Linked DNA regions of Homo sapiens: region 2 is linked to region 1. A link is a contact called in ENCODE Hi-C or POLR2A ChIA-PET data. All regions are on one chromosome and are shown on one strand. Each heading gives the region's core, a stretch centred on a gene start or an enhancer-like site at or near the end of the contact. The rest is flanking DNA. Distances are from core to core; before and after follow the strand shown.

Region 1 (7,598 bases), core at 382-2,881:
ATATTCTAATCTTCAGAAACTCACTTTGTGTTATCCTATACAGCATACCATATTTGCTCTTTGCTCTGAAAAGCTTGCTTTAGGCACTAAGGAGAAAGTTTTACTTTTTTACTTTGAGTTTGGAGAAGTGCACAAATGGTAATCCAGCAGGTAACTGTGTATAAAAGCTGTGGAGCCACATTAGGCTGGGATTTCCCTCTTTACAGGTAATATTTTTAAATGAATGTGATAATACTTAGAGCATATTTTACATCCTGCAAAGGAGTATACTATTCAAATATTTGTGCCAGATTGCGTTGTAAATGCAGCACCATTTAATTTTAATTTAATTTAATTTTTAATTTTTTTTTTTTTTTTTTTGAGATGGGGTTTTGCTCTTGTTGCCCAGGCTGGAGTGCAATGGTGCGGTCTCAGCTCACTGCAACGTCCGCCTCCCAGGTTCAAGTGATTCTCCTGCCTCAGCCTCCAGAGTAGTTGGGATTACAGGCGCCCACCAGCACACCCGGGTAATTTTTGTATTTTTAGTAGAGATGGGGTTTCACCATGTTTGCCAGGCTGGTCTCGAACTCCTGATCTCAGGTGATCCACCCGCCTTGGCCTCCTAAAGTACTGGGATTACCAGTATGAGACACTGCTCCTGGGTGCACTACCATTTAATTTTAAATTTTCACTTATTAGTTCACTTGAATTGCCCTGAAGAATACTTGGTCCGAACATTTACATCTATGGATAAGGCACTGAGAAACAGAAAGCCTGAAGGAATTTCTCAAGGATGATGAAGAACCTGGCTTAGGTTTGATCTCAAAACACAGACTCCTTATAAATAATTCACTCACTTAGGTCATTCTCCTCCATGATTGCTCTTCAGTTTACCAGAGGTTTAATTTGTTTCCCCAAGTATTTTCACATGCAGATTCTTTATATATTACTGTATTTTTGTGCTTAGTAATCTTAATAAAAATATCAAGAGTACTGTTTAGGAAATATGTTATCTATGGCAAAATAGTTCTTAATTATAATGTAGTGTTTTTGGACAGTATAAATGATAGCTTAGAATTGAAAAGAGAATTACTATGCTTACCATAAATCTCCTTGACAACAAGTTCAATGTTTTGAATACTGAATCATTTAGAATTTTATGCAGATTTATAGGTCTCTCACCTTGGCATCTCATTCCTTTTTTATACATCTGGGATTTTAACAGATGTATAAAATCTGTTATAATTATTACTGCTTTATTTATCCCCATAATTGTTACTGCTTTAACAAATATTTTTGGCCGTCCAACTCATTTGTATTTGAAATGTTTGCCTAGTTTTTACTATCATCATCATCATCCATCATCTTCATCTTTCTTCAATATTTATTGAGCTTTGAAAAACTGTGAAAATCAACTTCAAAGAACATCTTGATTACTTTACTGAAATGAAGGTCCTTATTGGAACCCTCACTCCAGAAAAAAAGAAGTGATTCACAGATTCTGGGTCTTCTTTCTAAGGGATATATAATGTCAGTTAGGCAGTTACCATCCCCCAAACTGCTTGCTTCTCATTTTGTAATGAAAAGAAAGCTCTCTCAGCATATAGTATTCTGTACAGATTGCCTTCCTGCCTTTGGCGGAGCTCCTGTTTCTCTGTGAATCATTCCTTGGTACACAGTGTTACCATTGTGTTATCTGAAAGAGCGAATCCTGCTGGGTGGTGGTGCCGCTACTCCATTGGGAAGGTCACAAGTTCATGTCTGCTTTGCCTTCTGTCTAGTGAAATGTGTTCCCACTAAGGAATAGAGAATTGCAATATTTTTCTGCTTATGGAAGGTCAGGCGTTCAGTGGTACCCTAGCAGTGTTGGCTAAAAGGCCATCAATAGTGGCAAATTCAAGGCAAGGCTTAATCTTGCCTGTTGTCTATCATTCCACATGTTTTTTTACACCTCTTCTCAGTGGCTGAAAAATGAATTTGCTTAAGGACTTGGTTGAAGTGACTGAGGATGAAGCAGGAGGCCCTTAATGGGACCCTGGAGTGAAAGCGCTTGCAGTTTAACTAAGTGGTCTTTATTGATTAAGCAGGCATTTATTGAACATCAGCTCTATGCCAGACACTGCTTTAGGTGCTGGAGTTACTGAGGTAAATGAAACACCAAAGGTCTCTGTTGTTTCAGGGCTTTTATTCTAGTGGAGGTGTCAGGCAATAGCAATGGCAGAGAGTGAGTGACAGAAGCTGTTAGGAGATTAAAGCTGAGGAAGGTACGAGAAAGGGCAGGGCTGTTGTTTTACATCAGGTCATTAGGGACAGACTTTCTGAGGAGAAGACGTATGAACAGAAGAGAACCATAGAAAGATCTAGAGAGAGAGCTTTCCAGAAAGAGGTAAAAGCAAACAGATCCTGAAGTGAGTGTGAGTCGCCATGAGACGGGTGCCACAAATTCAACATTTGTTTGAAATAAGAATATTTTGTTGATAATGATTATACACATCTATATAAAATACATTTGAAAACACGACATTATGCACAAAAAACCATCACCACTTTTAAAAATATGTGTATATAATGAAGGTATAAAATAATATTTTCTGTCATAAATTTTTCCCCAGTAGAGCCATCATAGGGTTAAAACAATATGTTTTATACATAATGTACTGTAACTGCTTTTTTAACAACTGAAAATGTACAGAAAAATGGTGTTTTGACTGTCTATCTTTAGTCTTCAGCTGTTGCTGTCACGATTCAGAAATTTGGATCTCTGCCTTAAGAAGCACATTTTCTTAGCTATAAAAAAATCTGATGGAATCTACAACTGTAATCATAGGCTGTGACTTTAGAATATAAATCACTTGTTATAAAAGGGGGGTGTTGGTGTTTCTTTTCTTTTCATTTGATTCTCATTTGTGTTCTCAATATGCTTTACTTTGAGTTTGTTCGTATTTGGATGAAGATAAAATTTTCCTTGGCTTCAGTGTGTGGCAAGCAGTGCCCATTTATTTTAATAGATACTGTACCAACTAAATCCCAATATGTGTCAGGAAATTCAGAAAACTGAACCCAGAAATGATGCTAGACACAGATAGAAAGGAGGACTTCAAAAATTCCTACATGTTACTTTGGTGATTGGTGTGAAGGAGTACTTTATAGTATCTTCTAAAAGTACAGTTACTTTCAGAAAAATGAGAAAAATTTAAAAAGATTAAAAAACACAGTATCATTAGAATTTGGTCTCTTGCCTCTAAATTTTCTAAATTACCAAAAATAAAATAAAAGAAATTTATTGGCTATAGATAATATAGCACAAATTGGATAATTTTAAATCTCAGACATGTAAAATCAGTACAGATTTCACACCAAAACACTATTTGTAGCAATAGTAGCCATGAGAATTAAGTATCTGACCTGGGAGGCCCCAAAATATCAATCTCAGGTGTGTCCGTTAGAAGGTAAAAAATCTGGAAATAGAATCCTGAGATGATATTTCTACCTATAATACTTAAGGTAAAGAAAAGGAGGTACATAAGAAACGTTTCTAGATTTTAACACAAGAGACAAATAAATTCTTTTTGACATGAAAGACAAATAAATTTTGAGTTGCAAATGAGTGAACATGCCAAGGTACGTTAAACTAATATACTTTCTTCCAAAACTGGCTTAAGATTGGTAAAAGTGCATTCAGGCGAAATTATTTTTAAAAATTACTCATTAATAAAATTTTGCTAATTTTTGTTGCTTATTCAAATTGCTTTGTGTTGTCCTGAAATATGAAATTATGGAGAAACAATTCTAGTTTCAGGATACAACTTAATTGGAGTTAATAGGTTTTTAATACAGTGTGTTGTATTTATGTGTATATAAATATGGCGTATTCATGTTTCCTTTTTTTTTTTTTTGCAATAAAGTATAGTGGATTAAAGCCTAAGTTTTGAAGTCAGATGTTTTTGGGTTCCAATACTTACCAACTGGTTGACCTTGGGTAATTCATCTAATGTTTCTGTAATTCAGTTTCTTTATCCGTAAAGTGTAGATTATACAGTTCAAAGGGGGTATTATAAGGTTAAATGTGATAATGTGATGATAATGTATATAAAATTAACTAGTACATAGCAAACTCTCAATAAATAATGGTTATTATCTCTTAGTTCCCAGTGGTTCTCTCTTTCTCTTTCTGCCTTCCCCCCAAGAAAGGGCTGGAACTGATTCTTTTCTCATAGCCCTTAGAAAGAACTAACTCAGCTGATGCCTTCATTTTTGGACGTCTAGCTCCCAGAACTGTGAGACAATAAATTTCTGTTGATTAAGCCACCCAGACTGTGGTATTACCAAGAAGTACTAAGGTAGTGCTGTAAAAATACTTTAAAATGTGGAATTTGGAATTTGGTTGGCAGAGACTGGAAGAGATTTGAAGTGCTTGGTAGGAAAGGTCTAGATTGCCTCCAGGAGACTATTGTTAGACTTATGAATGTTAAAGATGTTTCTGATGAAGTTTCAGACAGAAATAAGGAACATCTTCTTGGAAACTGGAGGAACGGTGATCCTTATTATAAAATAGAAAAGAACGTGGCCTACTTGTGTTCTAGTTTCTTTGTGAAAAATAGAACTTATAGGTGATGAACTTGGATATTTAGCTGAGGAGCTTTCTAAGCAAAGGGTCGCAAACACATCCTGGTTTCTCCTTACTGTTTATAGTAAACTGTGAAGGGACAGACTACATTGAAGAAGGAGTTGTTAAGCAAAACGTAACCAGAGTGTGAAGACTGGAAAAATTCTCAGCCTATCTACATTGCAAGAAATGAGAAAACGTGTTCTGGAGAGAGCATCAAAAGTGTGACTAGACAATCATTTGCTACAAAGAGAAGCATGTGACTCATTAATCCAATCAACCATCTCAGCAAAAGACAGGAATAGATATGTGATCATCCAGGAAACATCTGTGAAAGACCCTCTTGTCTGGTGGTTTGGAACCCTGTGAATTGCACAGGAGGCCAACAAGATTTTTGAGAGTTTTCTATCAGCAGAAACACTACAAACTCTGACTGAAGGTGACAGAACTGGGATGAAGTGAAGGAAAATGGTCAGACTTCTGGGATTCTACAAGCAGGAAATGGGTTGATTGAACTATCTGGCTGGTTGATAATGCAGATAGTTTTTAAGAAAAGAGAAGAATGATCCAGAAGGTAGTTTAGAGGCCAGCAGAGCTGCTTCTGTCATCATTGGTCCAGAGAGCACAAGCCTGGCAACACTGGGGCCATCGCCTCATTGGTTCCAGAAAAATAGGACCACCTCCTTGGTTTCAGAGGGCAGGTCTGGCCACTAATGCTCAGGTTCTAGAAAACTGGTGCCACCCCATTCATGGGCCCAAAGGACAGAACACTGAGCCAAAGAGGATTATTCTCAAGCCTCAACATCTAATGGAATTTTTCGTGCTAGGTTTTGGACTTATGATCTCTTTCTTCCTTTTGGAATAGGAATGTTTGTCCTGTGCCTGTCCCACCATTGTATTTTCAAATCAGATAACTCATTGTCTGGATTTATAGGTTTCCAGATGGAGAAGAACTTTGCCGCAGGATGAATCATACTTCAAGTTTCACCCATAATCGATTTGGATGATTTAAATGAGATTTGAGGCTCAGAGTTGATGCTGGAACAATTAAGACTTTTGGAGGTGTTGTGATGGGGTGAATGTATTTTGCATATGACAGACAACGACATGAATTTTTGGGGTCAGAGGATGGACGTTTATGGGTTTGTGTCCTCCCCAAATCATATGTTGAAATTCTAACCCCCAGTACCTCAGAAAGTGACCTATTTTGGAGAAAAGATCTTTACAGAGATTATAAAGTTAAAATAAGGTCATTAAGGTGGGTCCTAAGCCAACATGACTGGTATCTTTATTAAAAACGGTAATTGCAACATTGAGACAGCATAAAGGGAAAGCCATGTGAAGAGGCATAGGGAGAAGGCAGCCATCTATAAGCCACGGAGAAAGGCCTGCAACATATTCTTCCCTCACAACCCTCAGAGGAGCCGATTCTGCTGACACCTTGATTTTGGAAGTCTAGCTTCCAGAACAGTGAGACAATACATTTCTGTTATTTAAACCACCCACTCATTTGTACTTTGTTATGGAAGCCCTAATAACGTAATATATACTATTGTGTATGTCAGAGGTTCAGACTGTATTATCAAAAAGGATCTAATTTATATTGTATAAGGATAGTTGAACGAGTATAGTTATTTAGGATGGAAGAGAAAAGTATTAAAGAAAATATCTTTGCAGGGCTATATATGACCCAGGAATCCTACATTTGGGTATTTTCCATAGAGGAATGACAGCTTATATTCACACAAAAACCTGTACACGGATGTTTACAGAAGCTCTATTTATAATTGAGCTCAAAACTAGAAACAGCCCAATTGTCCTTCAGTGGGCAAATAAGTAAACAAACTGGTAGAGACTTACAATGGAATGCTATTTGGCAATAAAAATTAATGAACTATTAATAAATGTACATCTTAGCTAAACTTCAAGGACATTGTGCTGAATAAAAACTTGATCTTAGCAGTTTAAACGCTATATGATTCCATTTATATGATATGATTGAAAAGACAAATCAGTGATGGAGAACAGATCACAGATTGCCAGGGATTAGTGGTGGCAGGAAGGATGTGACTATAAAGGTGTAGCAGAGAAAGTTTTCTGAGGGTGACACAACTATTCTATATCCTGAACATATTGGTAATTGCAAGAATATCTATGTGTGTCAACTTTCATAGAACCCTACACCAAAAAAGGTGAATTTTATTTCGTGATAAATTAAAAAGTAAAACAAAAGAGACAAAAATAGTAACCAGGGAAGCTTTCAAAAAATATATGTTCTTGTTCAAGACCAGCATGGCCAACATGGCGAAATCCCATCTCTAATAAAAATAGAAAAATTAGCCAGGCGTGGTGGTGGGCGCATGTAGTCCCAGCTATTCAGACGGCTGAGGCAGGATAATTGCTTAAACCTGAGAGGTGGAGGTTGCAGTGAGCCGAGATGGTGCCACTGCACTTCCAGCCTGGGTGACAGAGTGAGATTCCATCTCAAAAACAAACAAACAAACAAAATATATATATGTTATCTTTAAAAGTCTTTGCTAAAACTCTCAGCATGCTTACATATCAAATGTCTCAAGCCTTTGATTTTACATATGTAATATTGCAGTGTTTTGATTATATGAAATATTATATTGAAGTAAATTTGATTAACTCTAAATTTAATTTTAAATTTAAATTTAAATTCTAGGACTTTATAGCAAGTCTTGACAAATAAAATTCTATTTTCTTCGTTATGAACTAATGAGCCATCATCATTAATGTTACTGAAATTTTTAAAAATTCTAATATGAACAGATTTAAAATAAACAGACTATGTAGTGAAAAACAAATCTTGAAATTAAGTCAGCTGATCTTGATCTAACCTACCATTTTGGAAGAATTTTCTACATTGATATGTATTATGTACCCTTATAAGGCTCATAGTAGTAAAATATTAATTTAGGAAAATATTGTCTCTGTGAAATAGCTTGTGAATGTCCACTTAAACACATAATGGATCTCTGCATATTGTTCT
Region 2 (6,803 bases), core at 2,924-5,423, 71 kb after region 1:
GAGCAAGATACATCCCAGAACCTTTGTTCCTGGTGGTAAATTAAGCAATCATGTCTGGCGAAAGTCAGCACTTGTTATTTCTTATCTGCGTAAAATATTTTCCATTTTAAACCAAGAAGACTCTGAATTATCGGGAATTACATGTTTTTGGCCATAAGAGTGGAATAATGACTGTAATCATTAACAGTAAGGAGTGAGGGAGGCTACTCAATGAGGAAAGAAATGTGTAACATTGCTTCACTTAGGAATATTATCCCCCTCTGCTATTCACTCTTTTAGTGCCTTCCTGAATAGAATATCCTCCAATATTCAGATACAATGGGCTCTAGCATACTCTTTAAGAACCAAAATCTTGAAATCTATAATGAATCAATGCAGATAAACTTTTCTGAACTTTAATTAGATTTTTATCTATTTGATGTCTATGCACAGAAACAAGATAGCAAAACTAAGAATAAATAGGATTTTATAAATTGTTTTATTTAAAGAATAGCAAATATTAACTTTAGAGTATTAATTCCTGTGATTTCCTTGATATTTTTTAAGACAATCAGTGATTCCTATGAGAAATGTGGCAAGACTGGTGAAACATGCCATCTTTTAAGCTTTCTGTTCTTCCTTTGAGAGACAGCCCAGCATAGGGATTAATGCAGGAACCATGGAGTTTGACTGATTTAGTTGGACTCCAGGCTGCTTACTGGTTATATTCTACTTAACCTTTATTTGCCTCAGTTTCTTCATCTGTTAAATAGGGATAAAATGACACCTACCTTACTGGGTTATTGAGTGGATTATAGGTGTTAATATATGAAAATATCTTAGAAGCAATGCCTGGCTTCTAAGGTGGCTGTTATTGTTGTTATCCAAAGAGAAGGAAACATAATTTTCCTTAGACTAGCCTAGAAGTCCCTGTACAACTGAGTCAGTCAGATCTCCAGACTTTATTCCTAGCTACTATACCAGGTATGCTGAGCTCCAGCCCAGTGTTGCTCAGTGTGTTCCATATGGATGTTCTGAGATAATTTGTTATGCCCAGTAAGTGTAGAGCTGAATTAAATATTTTAGAGGTGGCAGAAAGTTCCATATAGTTTTTCATGCTTTAGACTCATAACTCCAAGGCTATATGGATGGTCTCTGAAGATGATGGGGCAATATCCTTTCTATCTGTTACCGTGAGCTTTCACTGAACATGACCATAATTGACTGTGCTAAGACTTTGGCCTTTCCTACTTTTGTGGTATAAGTTCAGACCCTTTGAAGAAGCAGTTCATAAATGCAATTAAATAAATTTCACCCCAACATTAGCTGTCCTGTCCTGACAAGGGAAGTGTTGCTTGTTTACTTAGCACTTGTGTCTTGTTAATACTGGTGATGGCCATCTGTGGGTATGAAGAGCTAATGGCTGTTAAGTGACAGACGAATCATTTCCACAGAGCATGCATACACGTTCTTTCTTTGGATGGCGTCTACAGTTTGTCCTTGGCAGACCATTGCTATTTTCAGACTTGCTTCCAGTATCCTCTTGTATGTGTTGCCTCACAGTAACTTGTCACTTCACTTAAGCAGAAAGCTCACGGTTCTCTCATTGCTGTACCTCCTGTACTAGCCTCTGAATGCAATGTTTGGGTGACTGCCATTATCACTTCCTTTGGCTTTTGATCACTAAACTTCCATTATCCAGGCATCACTTGTATTTATGAGTAAACTTTTCCTTTTGCACCACCCCCATACTCCAAGTCTTATAGATGAGCCATTTCCTGACAGCTAAGGAGCAATCAACTCCACTGTCCTCCTACATAATAATGAATAATCTTTTCTTGCAGTCAATAAAACAGGCTCCCACGATCATATCCTTTTATGACTTGGGGATGCTGGTGAAAAATCTTGACCAGATATTATTTGATTTGGGAGAATAGAGCAATGTAAATATGGCATTCAATATGCTTTAAAATAATTATCTGGAAGGTGTAACTTTCATGCTAAACATGATTTACACTACAAAGAAAGTAGTCTAGGAGAAATAAACCACGGAACTTGTGGGCATTTTGTAATTGTCTAATCTAGCTCCTTTATTTTATAGTTGTGGATGCTGGGGCCAAGTAGAGTTGACTTTCTCAAGGGCACATAGTCAAGGAGCAGTGGAGATGCTGGAATAGAGTCTTCTGATTCACAGCCTATTACTCTTCATTCTCGGATGTTTTATAACTGATAATATCTTTGAAAATATCTAAATATTTTTGTTTGGGAGGCTACTTGAGATCACTTCCTTTTCACTGATAGGTCAGAGGACACACAAGAAGTCCACTCTTAACATATCAGTAAGTGAGTGATGGATGAAGTGAAGAGGTAAGTGTAGACACCTCCATTTTTAAGTTACATTGTTGGGGAGATGGGAAGAAATGCTTAATGAATTAGCTCTCCGTCTTTAGTCAATCTATCTACTATGATTTATCCAGTAATGCATTGGCCCCCGGAACTTGGTGCTTTTACATCTAGCACATCTCCATATCTTATATTTGAGTAAACTTTTAAATATTTATTAATTGTTATTCTGAGAGTGGAAATATCGTAAGTGTAGAATAAGGAGATTAGGCTCTACTCTAAATTCTATTGTGAACCTGAATCCTAATCATGACAAAGTCACTACTCTTTGCCTCAGTTTCTTCACATGTAAAATTGAGGTGCTGCTTTAAATAGCATCATCTAAAATTCATTTCAGATATTGTGAATGGAAAAGCTACAATCTCTGAATGTTACAACTGTCAGGTCAGTTACCCTCATGGATTTCATACATTTCCCATGCCTGGTTGTTGGCAGAGGGAAAAGAGTGGGAGTGTGGTGTCTGTGTTAGTATTGCCAGCTGATGGGCTTTAAAACAGGAGTAGTATGGTTTGAGTAACAAAAATACCTTCTTAGGATGCCTCACCAAATAATAGAGGGTGCTGAAGAGAGTATCTAAGTAAGAGACCTGGCTATTTCTGGAGGTTTTTCAACTAGACCTACGTTTAATATTTAAAAACATGAAAACTCATGTAATTAACATGTAACTTATTTGTATTAAAATTAGTATGCTGACATGATATTTTCTAAAACTGGGCCACATATGCATGGATTTCCTAAATAATCCTTCAAGAGAATAGAGCAGGAAATGAAGTGATATGCCCATTTGCAGTGTGGTATGGGGCTTCCTGAATGTATAAATGTGGAAGGCAGCAAGGTGGGGTTGGATACCAGTAATGCCAAGAACTTAATTTCAGCATTTCAACCACCGTGTACATCCTCAAAATGCCTTTCACTTTAATTTTGTATAAATACGAATTGGATCCCGGGTTACCTTTTGCTTTAGAGATGAAAAAAATGTATTTACGTTTCCCACACAACTGCTAGGAATTAAAGTAGTGTGAAAACTCCACACAAATAAATAATACATTTAAAACTATTTTTAGAAGAATAATTCAAAAAGACAGTAGTTTTGGGACATAGGCAACAAAAAGTCCCTTTTACCTAGGTTTCTTTGATTCAGAGATTCAGCATACGGATTTATGGAGACAGATTATATCCTCAACAAATTAAAGAATACAGGATATACACTGTTGTCTAATATAATATGAGGAAACTTTAAAATTTATTTCCATGAATTCTATGTTCAATTGGAAATATATGTTCAATTGAGTATCAGTAGAAAAATCTATTGTTTTTACTAATGACTCAGCTGCTTAAATGATCTATTGTATCGGTGGCCAGTGGCAGGAAGGAGGCTCTGTGCAGTATTGTTGTAACCATGACATTAGTGACATCATTTAGCAGAAATAGAATTTGGGACATTTGGAAAACAAAGCAGTGGCCTCTTGGCTCAACTTTGTGAGAACCTAATAAATTCTAAGAAAGTATAATGGACAGTGTTGATTTCTCCATATATATTTAGTGATTTTACATGTATGCACACACACACACCTACATACATAAAGTATTTCATTTAAATTTACCTACTAATGTATGATATTCGCAATGCCGTATAGACTTTGGGAAGAATGTTAATCTTGTATTGCAAAGCCATGCTCTACTTTAAAAGCAATGCCTCCAGATGTACAGCATACTTAACAGGGCCAAGAAAACATGTAACGTTGATTCTGTTCTGAGATACACCTTTGTTAAAAAGAATCCCTTCAGTTTTTCCTGTCTGACTAAAAATGATGAAAGGCAGGGTATCCTGAATGGCTGTGTTAGAACATCGAGGTATTGGAGATCCGTGAAGGAGCATCATCGTTACTATAGAAACAAATGCTGCCCCTGTCATGGACATCCAAAGGACAGACTGAAAAATGAGGAAGGGAAAAGCAATGGGAGGAAGAGGTGCCATGAAATGAGAATAAAGAAACTACACAGGAAGGACTGAATTAAGAAAAGAACAGCCTGAGGCAGAGTGAGGAATCTAGACACAGAAAATTCCCAATGGAAATGTAAAAAACTGGATCACCACTTGTGTGGGTACAAAGAAATGATGACTTTTCTGTTTTTAAAAGTTAAATTTTCTTCTAAAGTATAAGTATGTTTTTGCCTTTGGAACAACTTTTTGTATCCTGAAGTCTCTCTTATGGCACATGTATACATATGTAACAAACCTGCACGTTGTGCACATGTACCCTAAAACTTAAAGTATAATAATAATAAAATTAAAAAAAATTAAATTTGAAAGAAAACAAAATAAGTGAAAGTATTGAAGATTGTGATAGAAAATGTGTTTGAATAATGAGTATTAGAATCTGTGACAAGTCACTCGACCTCACCTTAAAATAGGGAAACTAATAGCAACCTCATGATTATTGGGTCAGTATAGGAGAGAACCAAATTCAAACCCTGCTCCATGGAGTGAACATTTCTATTTTGGGGGAAAGATTAGGGAACGGAATCTGGGAATATAAATTATTCATTTTAGTATTTCAGAATGAAGAGAAAAGAGAAGATTTCTTTTCCTTTATTCCTCTCGCTGAAAAAGAATAATTTGTTCATGTTTGAAGACTGTGAACAGAGGTAGAAAACATTTATTATATATATGTAAATATATAATTAGATGACAGTTTACAAAGTGAATGAATAGATGCTATTAAAATGCTACTTTTGACCTTCAAAAACATCTCAAATAGGGTTGATATTATTTGGTTATTTGCTGATTTGGATAAATTGCCAAGCAGAATTTTATATCAAGAATAGAAGATATAACGTTTTTCTATAACATTTGATATGTTTTCTGGAAATGTTTACTTATAGATTATTATCACTCATGTATTGTGGTAGACAAGGTGATGTAGCATCCAGATACCTCTTAAAAGAAACACTTCCCAGCTCCTGCCTTTTTATCCAAAGTCATACTATTCACTCCTTAGGGCAGCCTACTTTCATAGCTGATGAAGGTTGGGGTATAAAGGTATGGCCATCTTCTGAGGTTCTGTTGGGTTTACCAAGGTGGTGGGGCCTGCATTGAAGCTCAGCTTTTCTTCTGCCAGTCCTGCTTCTTCCTCATCCCTTTCATGTTGTTGAGTCCAACAAGACAGTTCTTAATAAACATCCTGCATGCTAAACTTCAATTCACAGTCTGATTTCTAGAGAATACAACTGGCATCATATACTTTACTATTACAAGTAAAATATCATATGGATAAATATTTTCTATTTGAAATGTCCGTAAAGTTTTACTTTTAAAATCAGTTTTCACATGTATGCATAGCTTCAGATTACCTGTACTATCCTTTAAAAATTCACAAAGAAAGCTAAAAATGCTTGCAAAAATTGTTAGCTCATGTTTTATATGCAGAATCTTAGTGACTAAGGAATTTTAAGAAAATATTTATAATGATAGGGTTTCAGGAGACCCTAGAGATCGCATCAAACCCACTTGTACAGATAACAAAGCTGGAGCCTAGAGGGCTAAGAGGACTCTTTCAAGGCCATGCCAGGGCTTAGAACACAAGAAGTCCTACTACTGCTTTAGCTTTCTGTGTTCAGGGACCGAGTTTTTTTTTTTTTTTGCCTTTCTTCTCTCTTTTCTTTCCTCTTCTGTTTCTTTAACCTAATTTGCTTCCTCATGTTCGTAAGCCACAGCTGTTTCCCAGAACTGTGAAATCCTTTCCGAGAAATGATTAGGAGTGTGATGTGTGTAGGGTGGTATAGAGAGAGCACCTATAACTCCTGTAATTCTGTCAACTTGTAACTGTGCTTAAAATTTATCAAATTAGAGGGTGTTTTCTGAGCCTCATGACACTAGCGGTTTTCCCAGATGAAGTGAATGTTACCCAGGTTTCCTCTGAGAATCCAGAAGGCAGGCTGATGGGCAGCTTCTTCATTTTACATTCGAGACTACACATTTGTACCTTCCTCCCATGAGCACAAAAAAAGTATTCAATATTTCTTAGGCATTAGATGTAATAAAGTGTCATTAGGAGTTTTATAGTGTAGAAAAATGTATTATTTCCGAGCCCATTTTAGTCTTTCTATGTGGGAGACAGTGTATTTACTGCTAAACATGTTCTACAGTATATGGCCTGAATATATTCTGCAGTTATCTCATATCTAAGCAGGTATTTAAGTAGTTGAGATCCATTTATCTTTCCTGAAATGCCTTAATAATATTTTATAACTCATTAGCGTGTACAAAATACTTTTACGTATGTGTATTAAATGTTTGTTGAATAAATTATACATGTTCTTATATTCAGACATTAGAAAAGAAAGTTATGTAATAATCTCACTTAATTTAAGCCTCAATCTATGAAGTAAATATTATCTTCTCCATTTTCCAATAAGAA

What was found. A loop is a pair of places that touch in the nucleus more often than their neighbours do. ChIA-PET counts read pairs that join two places held with the same protein, here RNA polymerase II (POLR2A). Pooled maps may share reads with other maps.
Region 2: a map of transverse colon shows a loop between it and region 1 (4-fold over the local background). The contact joins the promoter of PDE4B-AS1 here to the enhancer-like site in region 1. A Hi-C loop is called at or near these places in 4 of 168 maps with a recorded cell type or tissue (dorsolateral prefrontal cortex, endothelial cell of hepatic sinusoid, head of caudate nucleus and 1 more) and 3 of 50 pooled maps. POLR2A ChIA-PET finds 5 or more read pairs at or near these places in 1 of 52 experiments (activated CD4-positive, alpha-beta T cell).

Annotation. Positions count from the first base shown.
Region 1 is chr1:65,977,685-65,985,282 of GRCh38, forward strand. The region is part of intron 3 of PDE4B (phosphodiesterase 4B); the gene reads left to right. Among named protein-coding and RNA genes, the nearest start is that of PDE4B-AS1, 69 kb to the right of the region's middle. Within about 2 kb of position 1,632, at least 3 of the 41 ENCODE cell types and tissues checked have a DNase peak (open chromatin) inside an H3K27ac peak, as active enhancers do; they include dorsolateral prefrontal cortex, where a contact is called at or near this core.
Region 2 is chr1:66,046,545-66,053,347 of GRCh38, forward strand. PDE4B-AS1 (PDE4B antisense RNA 1) reads right to left here and starts at 4,174. Exons shown (of 3, transcript NR_123718.1): 1 at 3,987-4,174. The region is part of intron 3 of PDE4B (phosphodiesterase 4B); the gene reads left to right.